Regions from separate parts of the Homo sapiens genome. Here region 2 is linked to region 1. The links are chromatin contacts, found by Hi-C or POLR2A ChIA-PET in ENCODE. All regions are on one chromosome and are shown on one strand. Each heading gives the region's core, a stretch centred on a gene start or an enhancer-like site at or near the end of the contact. The rest is flanking DNA. Distances are from core to core; before and after follow the strand shown.

Region 1 (6,396 bases), core at 2,691-5,190:
TTATAATTCTGTTGTCAGGCATCAAGGGTCATGGCTGTGCTTCTTGTTTTGTAATAAGGAAAGAGGATTTCTCTGTAGTCCCAGCTACTCGGGAGGCTGATGCAGGAGTATGACTTGAGCCCAGGTGTTCAAGTCTAGCCTGGGCAATAAAGTGAGACCCCATCTCTAAGACAAAAAAAAAAAAAAAAAAAAAGAGAAAAGAGGATTTCTGTGACTGGGTTGAATTCATTGGCACACATATTTGTTATGTTCCTTTTAGACAGTAAGAGCTTACTATGAAGATACCTGAAGGCAGGGCATGGTGGATCATGCCTGTAATCCCAGCACTTTAGGAGGCTGAGGCAGGCAAATTGCTTCAGGTCAGGAGTTTGAGACCAGCCCTGGCAACATAGGGAGACCCCATCTCTACAGAAAAATTTAAAAATTGTGGGCATGGTAGTGCACACCTGTGAAGTCCCAGCTACTTGGCAGGATGAGGTGGGAGGATCGCTTGAGCCTGGAAGGTTGAAGCTGCAGTGAGTTGTGTTTGTGCCACTGCACTCCGGGCTGGGCAACAAAGTGAGACCCTGTCTCCAAAAAAAAAAAAAAAAAAAGAAAAGAAAAGGAAAAAAAGGCACCCGAGAGTCCAATATGTCTCCACAATAATAATTTACTCATTTTAAAGTCAGTTTAAATCCTTTCCAAAATTTATGTAGCTAGTGCATATTTTTATCTAATACCAATTCTTAAAAAGAAAGAAGCACTATAAAGACTAAAAAGTAATAATTTATAATTAACTCATCAACTTGTATGAGAAAATTTTTTCCCAAAGGATTTGCAACAATATATATTCACTCAGGAGGTAAAAACAGTAGCCTCCCTACATATTTTTGGACATTACTAATTTGTTTTCTTTCCATAAGTAGCAAAGTAATAAACTTATACCTAGCCCTTCTCTGAATTAAATATTAAGTAATGGTGGTCTAAGCAATGAGGTTGAGCTCTGCACACCACAAATATTGCAGGATTGATCGATTATCTTGTTCAGTTTTTGCCTTCCTAAAATTTAACAGCAGGCTGCAACTTTTTGTGAGATATTAATTATAACATATCTCTGACTGCTTTGACCTGATGAATAAAATACCATCATTTTGTTTTCTCCTTAAGGATGTGAGTGACAAACTGAGCCTCCGATTCCCTGGGTTATACATAGTGGGACAAAGAGACTTACTATTCAACTATAAGAGATTCTTTGTAAGCTTGTTGCATGGGGTCCTAACATCGATGATCCTCTTCTTCATACCTCTTGGAGCTTATCTGCAAACCGTAGGGCAGGATGGAGAGGCACCTTCCGACTACCAGTCTTTTGCCGTCACCATTGCCTCTGCTCTTGTAATAACAGTCAATTTCCAGGTACGTGGCTTTCATTGGCCGTATTCAGTGTCTATTGGTACCTACTTATATTTCTGTATATAGGGTGGCATGCACATCCACCTGACTCCCACTGCACCTGTGCCACTTACAAAATATAAATGCTATTTTCATCTCTTATACCAAGCACATTTTCTATTTCTTGCCTGAGTCAAGGATGGTTTAGTTTCTGGTCCAGTATTCAAGCCACATCATGCCTAACTTGCTGAATTCTGTTTTCAGGATTGTTAGATCCTTTATTTCTTGCTAACTCCCCAAAATGAGTGCTCTGTTTTTCTCTGGTTTCCCAACAGATTGGCTTGGATACTTCTTATTGGACTTTTGTGAATGCTTTTTCAATTTTTGGAAGCATTGCACTTTATTTTGGCATCATGTTTGACTTTCATAGTGCTGGAATACATGTTCTCTTTCCATCTGCATTTCAATTTACAGGTTGGTATTTCCAAATTCCAAAAATAAATGTACAGACAAATGTCATTAGTTTAGATTTTGACATAACTTCTGTTAAGTAATAAAATATACAAGGTGGAATGGCTGGGCACAGTGGCTCACACCTGTAATCCCAGCATTTTGGGAGGCCGAGGCAAGTGGATTGCTTGAGCCCAGCAGTTCAAGACCAGCCTGGACAACATGGCTAAACCCCATCTCTACAAAAAATACAAAAAAATTAGCCAGGCATGGTGGCACATGCCTGTAGTTCTAGCTACTGGAGAGGCTGAAGTGGGAGGATTGCTTGACCTGGGACGTTGAGGCTACAGTGAGTCGTGATGGCACTGCTGTACTCTAGCCCAGGTGACAGAGCGGGACCCTGTCTCAAAAAAAAAACAAAAAAAACAAAGCACAACAAAACAAATATATACAAATTATTATTGCTAGTGAAAATTAATGTCTTGTCTGGAAATTAAATGGTGATGGTGGGTTGAAAGGGCATAACATGATGGGAGGAAGACAAATTAAAATAGCTTTACAATAGCGCTGTACGTGTGTTGAATTAGATAACTTAAGACTTAAAAGGCTGGATAAAAGCCTATTCTTTCTTTCCCATAAAACCTAATACTGGGGCTAGATGTGGTAGCTCACGCCTGTAATCCCAGCACTTTGGGAGGCCAATATGGGTGGATCACTTGAGCTCAGGAGTTTGAGACCAGCCTGGGCAACATGGTGAAACCCCATCTCTACAAAAAATACAAAAATTAGCCAAGCGTGGTGGCGCACACCTGTAGTCCCAGCTATTCAGGAGGCTAAGGTAGGAGGACACCTGAGCCCAGGAGGTTGAGGCTGCAGTGAGCCATGATCACGCCACTGCACTCCAACGTGGGTAACAGAGTGAGACCCTATCTCAAAAAAAAGTCAGAAGTCTTGATCACCTAACTTTGCATTTTTAATCAATGCAATGTCAACAAATGTGCTTTTTTTCCTTATTTGCTCACTTATGTAAATTTGCCTTGTTTCAAATAATTTACCTTCCCAATTTTGCTTTGCTTAGTCTGATTTTAAAATGTCTGTTCTTTGAGCCATAATGGATATTTTGGGGAGGCCAATCCAGTTGTAAAACTTTACCATAAATGATCTATTTATAGATTATGAAATATTAACTATGTTCTTTTTTTTATTTTATTTTTTATTTTTGAGACAGAGTTTTGCTTTATCACCCAGGCTGGAGTGCGGTGGCACAATTTCGGCTCACTGCAACTTCCGCCTTCCGGGTTCAAGCAATTCTGCTGTCTCCTGAGTAGCTGGGACTACAGGTGCACACCACCATGCCCGGCTGATTTTTTGTATTTTAGTAGAGACGGGGTTTCACCATGTTGCCCAGGCTGGTCTCGAACTCCTGAGCTCTGGCAATCCACCCACCTTGGCCTCTCAAAGTGTTAGGATTACAGGCATGAGCCACCACACCTGGCGAAATATTAACTATGTTCTTAGGAAAAAAGAACCACAGTGATGCATTTGCCATGTTCTTTACAGGCACAGCTTCAAACGCTCTGAGACAGCCATACATTTGGTTAACTATCATCCTGGCTGTTGCTGTGTGCTTACTACCCGTCGTTGCCATTCGATTCCTGTCAATGACCATCTGGCCATCAGAAAGTGATAAGGTATAAAGAATATAGTCCTTTCCCAACTCTGTCCCTCACAGAAACCAAAGCGTTTCCCAACAGCACGTTTCCTGCAAAATTCTAAGCTCATGGGAAGTTTGGTAAGAATGATTTTTCATGATTGCTTCTCTTTAACTCTATCTCACAAATAAGTCTTTTGGAATTGGGAGTTTAGTGTGCTTGCTTTTTAATACAAAAATTACCAAACATAAACAAAAAAGGGAGAACAGAATGAGCCCCATATATCTATCTCCTCAGTTTAACAATTACAGTATTAACATTTTGTCATACAAATCAGATTGGGTTTTTTTTCTTTATTTAAGAAAAATGTCACCTTCTGTAGCAGGATCCTTTGAGCTACAAGGAACAGAAAGCTGTGACTCAAAACATCTCTACAGTAGTGCGTCATCATTAATCATTAGTAGGCTTCAGGCCCAGTTGATTGAGCAATTTAATGTTGTCAAGAAAGGATTGGGCTGGTTCTTGCCATCTCTTCTCTCAGAAACCTTCATTATTAGCTTCATATGGATGCTGGAAGATGGCCAGAGCAGTTCTGGGTATCACTTCCTGACCTATCAGTGTCGGGGGGAGATAAGAGCCTATTCTGTAGCTCCTTAGGGGCCGTGGAACTTCTCACCCAAGGGCCCCAGTACAGTGCCCTCAGGTCTCACGTGCCAAAATTAGGTCACTTGCCCATTCTGGACTAGTTTAGCAAGGGAAATCAACCTGCCCACCGCCCATGAGAAATGTGGCTGTGAGGGGTTGGGGGGGGCAATCTGAATACAATCAATTTCCATTAGAAAGAAGGAGAGAGTAGAGGCTACTGAGGCAACCTTCAGTATCCCTCGGGTCTCCCTTTTGCAGTGCCAACAGTATGCAGTAACAACCCAGGAAAGAGGCCCTACTGAATTTTCTCTTTGACTGTACCCATCTGGTCTGAACTAGAAAAGGGCACTAGCTTCAGAGGAGTGGGAATCTTGGCTTTGCATTTTCTAGCTGTGTGACCTTGGAAAAGTTAAATAACCTTCCCTTGGCTTCAATATATATCTCCAGGTAGGTAGGTAGGTAGATCGATTGATCAATCAATCTATGTATAGATATAGAGAGATGGATATAGATTTATATCATCATATATATATGTCGATATAGATAGATAGATAGATAGATAGATAGATATAGCCAAGCACTGTGGTTCATGCCTGTAATCCCAGAACTTTTGGAGGCCGAGGCAGGCAGATCACTTGAGGTCAGGACCAGCCTGGCCAACATGGTGAAATTCTGTCTCCACTAAAAATACAAAAATTAGACGGGTGTGGCAGTGCGTGCCTGTAACCCCAGTTACTCAGGAGGCTGAGGCAGGAGGATCGCTTGAACCTGGGAGGCAGAGGTTGCAGTGAGCCAAGATCGTGCCATTGCACTCAAGTCTGGGTGACAGAGCGAGACTGTCTCAAAAACAAAAAAAAAGATATAGACACACATACACACACACACACACACACACACACACACACACAAGTGGGGACAGAACTGCCTGCATCAAAATGGGGCAGGTGTCAGGGGAGTTCATCAGTGTTCATTTCTGTCAACCGTCTGGCCAGGCCTCCTCCCTGGTGTGGATCTTATTTTCATCCCTCCCCATCTCTCCCCCTTGCAGATCCAGAAGCATCGCAAGCGGTTGAAGGCGGAGGAGCAGTGGCAGCGACGGCAGCAGGTGTTCCGCCGGGGCGTGTCAACGCGGCGCTCGGCCTACGCCTTCTCGCACCAGCGGGGCTACGCGGACCTCATCTCCTCCGGGCGCAGCATCCGCAAGAAGCGCTCGCCGCTTGATGCCATCGTGGCGGATGGCACCGCGGAGTACAGGCGCACCGGGGACAGCTGATCCCTTACCCCCAGGCTGGGATGCGGCCACAAAGCACGTCTATTTTTTTATGAAAGACTCTCAGGACTTTGTGTGTGTGTGTGAATTGCATTCATCACAAAGATATTGAAGACAATAAATAATCTTTATAACAAACTCCTTGGGTTGGACTATTAAACAATAGCAGAGCCAAGAAATAGGACTTTTAAAAGTCCTATTATTCGGCCGGGCGTGGTGGCTCAGGTCTGTAATCCCAGCACTTTAGGAGGCTGAGGAGGGGAGATCACCTGAGGCCAGGAGTTCGAGACCAGCCCAGCCAACATGGTGAAACCCTGTCTCTACCATAAATTAAAAATTAGCCGGGCTTGGTGGTGGGCACCCGTAATCCCACCTATTTGAGAAGCTGAAGCAGAAGAATCGCTTGAACCTGGGAGATGGAGGTTACAGTGAGCCGAGATTGCGCCACTGCACTCCAGCCTGGGTGACAGAGCAAGACTCTGTCTTAAGAAAAATTTAAAAATAGGCCGGGCATGGTGGCTCATGCCTGTCATCCTAGCACTTTGGGAGGCCAAGGCAGGTGGATCACTTGAGGTCAGGAGACCAGCCCGGCCAACATGGTGAAACCCCATCTCTACTAAAAATACAAAAATTAGCTGGAAATCGCTTGAACCTGGGAGGTGGAGGTTCCAGTGAGCCGAGATCGTGGCACTGCACTCCAACCTGAGCAACAGAGTGAGACACCAGCTCAAAAAAAATTTTTTAATAATAATAAAAGTCCTATTATTCAACTGGTTATGTACATTATGGTTGAAAGGGAACGTTTTAATCCAGTCTCAATCCAGGGCAATAGAATTACAAAGCATGTTGTATTTCAGTTCAAATGGTATTGTATTATAAAATTACAGTTACATTTTCCTTTCGGTGATCTTCAGCATAATTTCCCAGAGGCCCCTTTTTCCTCCCTATAGGCCATCTTATTAACAGATTTTAAAATTTATAGTAATGACAAATGACTTATCAGTGTTCATC
Region 2 (7,967 bases), core at 1,926-4,425, 88 kb before region 1:
GTGACTTGGGAGGCTGAGGCAGGAGAATTGCTTGAACCAGGGAAGTGGAGGTTGCAGTGAGCCAAGATCGCGCCACTGTACTCCAGCCTGGGCAACAGAGCAAGACTCCATCTCAAAAAATAAAGCAGCAAGGTTCAGGAACTCAGGCTTATTTTAAAAAAAAGAAAATGAAGAAGAAGAAAGAAGGAAAAGGGGCTGGATATGGTAGCTCATGCCTGTAATCCCAGTATTTTGTGAGGCCAAGGAGGGAGGATTGCTTGACCTCAGGAGTTCAAGAGCATCCTGAGCAAACTAGCAAGACCTCATCTCTACTAAAAACCAAAAAAATTAGCTGGGTGTGATGGTGCACACCTTTAGTCTCAGCTACTTAGGAGGCTGAGGCAGGAGGATCACTTGAGCCTGGGAGATTGAGGCTGCAGTGAGCTTGATCACCCCAGTGTACTCCAGCCTAGGTGACAGAGCAAGAACTTGAATCAACAACCAAAAAAAAAAAAAAAAAGGAAGAAAAAAGAAGCAAACCACCTCATGTGTATGCCACACTCACAGGAAATTAAAGATGTGAACACCAAAAGGTGGGATCACTGGGGGCCATCTTAGAGTAGTAATTTATATTTAGTATGGAACATATAATAAGAAACACGTATAGCATAGAACATATAGAAATATAATTCATACTTATTATATATTACGATATGTTAAATATTTTACAGCATTGTCTTTAATAATAATAATAAACAAAATGAGGAAAAACAGATTTCGGAAATAGTCTTTCTTCTTGTGAACTTTAAAAGCCATTAAAAAAAAATGATGAAGGACCAGGCGTGGTGGCTTACACCTGTAATCTCAGCATCTTAGGAGGCTGAGACAGGATAATTGCTTTAACCCAGGAGACGAAGGTTGCAGTGAGCTGAGATCGCGCCATTGAACTCCAGTCTGGGCAACAAGAGCAAAACTCCATCTCAAAACAAACAAACAAACAAAACAAAAAACAAAACTACCATAGCCGGTATGTCAGTAATGAGTAAGGGTGCATTCTAATAAAACTTTATCTAAAAAAATAGGTAGTGGGCCGAATTTGGCCCATGGGCTGCAATTTGCCAATTCTTGTCTAGACTATAAGCCTCCTAAGTACAGAAACAAACGAGCCTCCTATATGCCAGACTCTGGTAGGTGCTAGTGATGGACAAGAAAGATTGGTCCTCACCTTTGATATCTTCAGTACCCTACTAGAGGGCTGGTTTGGTTTTGCGTACATGGTAAAATCTTGGACAATGGTTTTTGGATGGCCTCAAATGACTCAGACTCCTAAAAAGTTTCATCTTGTATGACTTCTGACCTTAACTGTTGCTGTTTTCTCCCATCATTGCCCTCAATCTTTCATCCCTAGTCCAATGACTTTGTGAATCTGTTACCATGTGGTAGGTGTGACCTGTGTAAAGGTGGTAAAGAACTTTGGTGTAAGACAACTCTCTGAGCCCTTGAAGACTTTATTGAAAGTTGATTTGCTCTTTCCCCAGATCTTTCAGTGTCAACTGTGTAGTAGGCACTGAGTATTCACAGACCAATCTGTTCTTGTAGAGTTTATGGTCTGGTGGGAAAGGCAGATAAATGAAAGCAAATGCATGTTTACAAATCATGATAAGTGTTAGGAAGGAAACAGAAATGTAGGTGCTCAAGGGGGCCAGTGGTAGCAGGAAGAGGAGGGCAGAATCCTGCTCAATACCATGAGTGGAAGAGGACACTGAAGTTGAGACCTAACGAATAAGAAATTGGCCAGGCATGGTGGCTCATGCCTGTAATCCTAGCACTTTGGGAGGCCAAGGTGAGCGGATCACCTGAGGTCAGAAGTTCGAGACCAGCCTGACCAACAAGGAGAAACCCTGTCTCTACTGAAAATACAAAAAAATTAGCTGAGTGTCATGGCGGGCACCTGTAATCCCAGCTACTTGAGAGGCTGAGGCAGGAGAATCGCTTGAAGCAGGGAGGTGGAGGTTGCAGTGAGCTGAGATCATGCCACTGCACTCTAGCCTGGGCAACAGAGCGAAACTGAGTCTAAAAAATAATAAAAATAAAATACACAAGTCCTATTGGATTAGGGCCCCATCTGATGACCTTATTTAACCTTAACTACCTCCTTAAAGGACCTCTCTCCATGTAGTCACATTGAGGGGTGTTATGGCTTCAACATATGACTTCGGGGGCCATAATTCAATCCATAACACCCAGGAAGGGTGTAAGCAGGAGAATGGCATGCCTTTGGTGGTCATGTGGAAGTTAATTGTGGAAAGTCTAGTTAGAGGGATCTCGCAGCATTTCCAGGGAGAGATGATGGTGGCCATGGAGATAGAGAGGAGGTGATGAATTGGAGGAGTATTTGAGGCAAAAACGACTGGCTTTACTGTTTTATGGCTTTATTTTATTTTATTTTATTTTATTTATTTATTTATTGGAGGCAGAGTTTCGCTCTTGTTGCCCAGGCTGGAGTGCAATGGCGCGATCTCAGCTCACTGCAGCCTCCTGGGTTCAAGCAATTCTCCTGCCTCAGCCTCCCGAATAGCTGGGATTACAGGCATGTGCCACCATGCCCAGCTAATTTTTTTGTATTATTAATAGGGACGGAGTTTCACCATGTTGGCAGGCTGGTCTTGAACTCTTGACCTCAGTTGATCCACCCGCCTCGGTCTTCCAAAGTGCTGGGATTACAGGCGTGAGCCACCGCATCCGGTCTGTTTCCTAGCTTTAATAGTTGACTTATCTGTATTCTTCGAAACTCTGGCAGTCAGTCAGTAGCTCTGTTCCCTGTGCCTAGTGTAGTACTCTGCACCTTGCAGGTGTTTACTGGATGCTGAGTAAATGCACACCTGTCTGCAGTGTCCTGGAGTGGTGGTCAGAGACATTATGAAGTTTCCAAATCCATACCATACACAGCACCTGACCTTAGGGATCATTATTTAGATCTGGGAAAATCTTCCTTATGTCATTTAGGGCTTCAAACAAGTGATTTCTCCCTGTTTTTTTTTCTTTGGTACACTAAAATGACAGAGCCAAATTCCTCCCGTGTGTGTCTGTGTTTCACACACATGCACACTGCAGAGAAGTCGAGTTGAGGACATTTCTTCACTCTCAGCGGAGAGCTCCCTGCTCCTGCTTTCTCACTGAGACTGTGCAGATTGTGTGGGTGGCGAGTTGGTTGTGCAAGGCCTTGCTTGCTTTGAGTCACGGACATGTGGGTTGTCAAATCCATTCCTCCGTGCTTGCTTCCTCTCTCAACCTCAAAGGGCTGGAGACAGTCTTAATATCCAGATGCCTGGCAGTTTGGAAGCAATGATGAAAAGGATAACTTACAAAATGTTTGTATAAATGCACTTAATGCCACAGAACCCTACACTTGAAAAGGGCTAAAAGGAAGCTGAGGTGGGAGGATTGCTTGGGGCCCGGAGTTTGAGACCAGCCTGAGGAACATAGGGAGAGCCTATCTCTTTAAAAAAAAGAAAGAAAGAAAAGAAAGAAAAAAAAAGCCAGGCATGGTGGCTCATGCTTCTAGTCCTAGTTACTAGGGAGGCTGGGGAGCAGGGTAGGAGGATTGCTGGAGCCCTCAGATTTGAGAGTGTAGTGAGCTAGGATCATGCCACTGCACTGCAGCCTCGGTGGCAGAGTGAAACCATGTCTCAGGAAACAAACAGTGGTTTGTGTCATCTGAGATGCAAAAAAAAAATAACAATAATAAGAGAAAGAAAACCAACCAACAAACAAAAAGTTAAAATTCTCCAATGGTACAGCTTTAAGAAATTAAAAAAAAAATAAAAGTAGGGAGAAACAAAGCCTGGCGTGGTGGCTCATGCTTGTAATCCCAGCACTTTGGGAGGCTGAGGCAGGTAGATTACTTGAGCCCAGAAGTTTGAGACCAGCCTAGGCAATATGGCAAAACCCTGTCTCTTCTAAAAACACAAAAATTAGTCAGATGTAGTGGCTTATACCTATAGTCTCAACTACTCAGGAGGCTGAGGTGGGAGAATTGCTTGAGCCCAGGAGGCTGCAATGAGAAAAACAAAACAAAATGGCTAAAATGGTAAATTTTATGTACATATATTTTACAACAATAAAAAATGTTTCCATATAGTACCTTCACAGTCACCTTGATACATATATATATAACAAGGCTGTAGTAACCAAAACATAATATGGGCTAAAAACAGACACATAAACCAATGGAACAGAATAGGGAACCCAGAAATAAATCCCCACATGCTAAAGAATGAAACTGGGCCCCTGTCTCTCACCATACACAAAAGTCAACTCAAGATGGATTAAAGACTTAAATGGGACCACACCTATAATCCTAGCACTTTGGGAGCCCAAGCCTGGAGGATCACTTGACCCAGGAATTCAAGACCAGTTTGGACAATGCAGTGAGATCCCATCGCTACAAAAAAAAAAAAAAAAAAATAGGCATGGTGGCATGCACTGGTAGTCCCAGTTACTTGGGATGCTGAGGTAGGAAGATTCCTTGAGCCCAAGAGTTCAATGCTGCAATGAGCTATGATTGTCCTACTACACTCTAGCCTGAGTGACAGAGTGAAACCCTTCTCTCAAAAAAAAAAAAAAAAAAAAAAAACTAGTAAAACTTTATACTAGAAGAAAACATAGGGAAAATGTTTTAGGACATTGGTCTAGGCAAAGATTTTATGGCTAAGACCTCAAAAGCACAGGCAACAACAACAACAAAAATAGACAAATAGGACTATATTAAACTAAAAAGCTTCTACTCAGCAAGGGAAGCAATCAACAGTGTTTCCTGCTGAATAGGAGAAAATATTTGCAAACCATTCATCTAACTAAGGACTAGTATCCAGAAATATACAAGGAACTCAAACAACTCAAAAACAAATAATCCCTGCAGCCATAAAAAAGAATGAGATCGTGGTCTTTCCATGGACATGGATGAAGCTGGAAGCCATCTTTCTCAGCAAACTAACACAGGAACAGAAAACTAAACACCACATGTTCTCACTCATAAGCAGGAGCTGAACAATGAGAACACATGAACACAGGGAGGGGAACATCACACACTGGGGCCTGTTGGGGGTGGGGGTGGGGGGGGCAAGGAATGGGAGAGTATTAGGACAAATACCTAATGCATGCAGGGCTTAAAACCTAGATGACAGGTTGATGGGTGCAGCAAACCACCATGGCACATGTATACCTATGTAACAAACCTGCATGTTCTGCACATGTATCCTAGAACTTAAAGTAAAATAAAATAAAGTAAAATAAAGACTTAGTAGGGAAATTTAGATTTAACATGGTGATGCCAATTTAGTGGAAAAGATGACTTTTAAAAAATTTGGCTCCATTTAATAAAAAATAATTTTAAAATAGTATAAACCATGAAAGTATACGTACTGCCAGGAAAGTATAAATATAACCAGGGAATTATAAGTATAACCAATGAAAGTATAAGTACTGCCAGTGTTACCAGGGGTCCTTGCTCCCAGAGCTCCCAAGATGGTGGTGGGCCACTTCCAAAATGGCGGCAGGCCACTTCCAAGATGGTGGCAAGCCTCGTGTTCTCTGACCTGGGGTTCTTGGCCTCACGGATTCCAAGGAATGGAATCTTGGGCCGTGCGGTGAGTGTTATAGCTCTATTAGAAGTCGTGGGTCACGGAAGAGAACCGTGGAACCCAGTGACTAGTGTTCAGCTTGATTAGGACGAAACCAGGCACTTAGCCATGCAGGAACAATGGCAAGCCTTTAGCGCGATCAGGAGTGGCAACGGGTGCTTCCCTGGATCAGGAGCACAGCGGGCGCCCTGCTGGATTGGAGGGATGGAAGTCAGCGGCGGGTCTGCGACGGCAGCAAAACAGCAGTGGTGGACGGCGAGCGAAAGCTCAGTTCTAGCGGTAACCAGAAGGGTGCAGCTGCAAGATTTAATAGAGTGAAATAGAGTGAAAACAGAGCTCCCATACAAGGAGGGGACCCAAAGGGGGTTGCCCTTGCTGGCTCCAATGCCTGGGTTTATATCCCGATCCTTGTCCCTCATCAGGCAATAGATGAGTTCATCAGGCAATAGATGATTGGCTATTTCTTTACCTCCTGTTTTTGCCTAATTAGCATTTAGTGAGCTCTCTGATTGGTCAGGTGTGAGCTCAGTTGCAAGCCTCCTGTTTAAAGGTGGATGCAGTCACCTTCCCAGCTAGACTTAGGGATTCATAGTCGGCCTAGGAAATCCAGCTAGCCCTGTCTCTCACCAGGAATGCTTGTGCTTGCTACTGAAAAGCTAAGGCCAGAGGTAAAGACTATGGATTTGGGGAATGAATATTCTGTGAAGCCATAAGATAATGGCCTGAGGTGCTGAGGACCAGTAGTGCTAGGAACTTTGCATCCATGACTATAGGGCTCTTTAGAACTGTGCCACAGTACAGCATCATGCAGTAGAATCTAAGTTGTTCTTTGTAATAATGAATGCCAGCAATATTTTAAAATAATAATAATACCATTAAAAAGTGGGCAAAGGACATGAATAGACATTTTTCAAAAGGAAACATACAAATCGCCAAGAAGTATATGAAAAATTAACAGTTAATGTTCATTGAATACTTATTGCAGGCTAGGTACTGAGTTGAGCATTTTGCATGCATCATCTCACTTAAAATAATGTATGTCCCAGCCTGGCCAACATGGTGAAACCCCATCTCTACTAAAAATACAAAAATTAGCCAGACATGGTGGTACATGCCTGTAATCCCAGCTACTCAGGAGGCTGAGGCAGGAGAATTGCTTGAATCTGGGAGGCAGAGGTTGCAGTGAGCCGAGATTGCACCACTGCACTCTAGCCTGGGTGACAGAGCGATACTCTGTCTCAAAAGATAATAATAATAAAATAATGTATGTCAATTGTTGAAATTTTGGAAAATGAACAAGTGTGTGTGTGAATAACTGGGTGTATTCTATACATATGGCTTTATAACTTACCTATTAACTTAAGGTCATTAATGCAATGTCATCAAATACTCTTTGGATCATCTAGATTGTTGCACATTATCCTATAATATGAGATGCCACAATTTATTTACACAGTCGACAATTGTAACCCAGCTTGCTTTTGGCTTTTACTGTTTTACATAATACTTGGTAAAAATCCTCATATAAATATTTGAAAATTTCCTAAGTGTCCATTTGTGAATGTAAAAATTATTTTAGAGATCTAAGATTTGGTGCAAAACTTGCAATCAGCTACATAGTTCTACTTGAGGCAATTTTCACTCAAAATATATCATAAACCATAGTACAAAAATAGAGCATAGACCTCTCCTTGTGAAGCAGTTGTTTTTGCCTTACATTTTTTTTTTTTTTTTTTTTTTTTGAGATGGAGTCTCGCTCTGTCGCCCGGGCTGGAGTGCAGTGGCGCAATCTCAGCTCACTGCAAGCTCCGCCTCCCGGGTTCACGCCATTCTCCTGCCTCAGCCTCCCGAGCAGCTGGGACTACAGGTGCCCGCTACCACGTCTGGCTAATTTTTTATATTTTTAGTAGAAACGGGGTTTCACTGTGTTAGCCAGGATGGTCTCGATCTCCTGACCTCGTGATCCGCCCACCTCGGCCTCCCAAAGTGCTGGGATTACAGGTGTGAGCCACCGTGCGTGGCTGCCTTAAATTTTTAATAATCATTGTGCAAATTATTTAGCACTCCAGTGTTTTGATTTTTCTCCTCTGCTGGGTAGGAATAACAATAATACTGTTATTCACCATGGTGGTGTGGGAAGTTTCAAAGAGCACATGTCTATAAAGTGCTTAGTGCAAGGCTTGGCATGCAGTTAACACAAAATAAATGCGAGCTGCTGTCATTAACAATACTGACTACACGGCACTGTGATGCTTATGTAAATGCCAGGCTGTGTGTCTGTAACCTGAGGTATTTGTGTAAATATTTTCCTAAAATAAATCTAACTAAGGTTGTTCTTCTCACTTG

The links. A loop is a pair of places that touch in the nucleus more often than their neighbours do. ChIA-PET counts read pairs that join two places held with the same protein, here RNA polymerase II (POLR2A). Pooled maps may share reads with other maps.
Region 2: a loop to region 1 is called in a map of posterior vena cava, with 2.5 times the contacts of the local background. The contact joins two enhancer-like sites. A Hi-C loop is called at or near these places in 3 of 168 maps with a recorded cell type or tissue (B cell, chondrocyte and posterior vena cava), 16 of 37 single-sample maps with no recorded cell type and 8 of 50 pooled maps. POLR2A ChIA-PET finds 5 or more read pairs at or near these places in 5 of 52 experiments (AG04449, MCF 10A, PC-3 and 2 more).

The regions. Positions count from the first base shown.
Region 1 is chr18:57,647,480-57,653,875 of GRCh38, reverse strand. ATP8B1 (ATPase phospholipid transporting 8B1) reads left to right here. Exons shown (of 28, transcript NM_001374385.1): 25 at 1,147-1,392; 26 at 1,704-1,842; 27 at 3,379-3,509; 28 at 5,164-6,396. The coding sequence ends at 5,388. All of the region lies in intron 2 of ATP8B1-AS1 (ATP8B1 antisense RNA 1), which reads right to left. Among named protein-coding and RNA genes, the nearest start is that of ATP8B1-AS1, 20 kb to the right of the region's middle. RefSeq lists an enhancer at 3,943-4,092. Within about 2 kb of position 3,940, at least 3 of the 41 ENCODE cell types and tissues checked have a DNase peak (open chromatin) inside an H3K27ac peak, as active enhancers do.
Region 2 is chr18:57,733,102-57,741,068 of GRCh38, reverse strand. The region is part of intron 1 of ATP8B1 (ATPase phospholipid transporting 8B1); the gene reads left to right. It overlaps LOC105372141 (a long non-coding RNA gene), which reads right to left. Exons shown (of 4, transcript XR_935524.3): 2 at 6,973-7,043; 3 at 5,477-5,918; 4 at 2,395-3,307. Among named protein-coding and RNA genes, the nearest start is that of ATP8B1, 66 kb to the left of the region's middle. RefSeq lists enhancers at 2,745-3,244, 3,245-3,746. Within about 2 kb of position 3,175, at least 22 of the 41 ENCODE cell types and tissues checked have a DNase peak (open chromatin) inside an H3K27ac peak, as active enhancers do.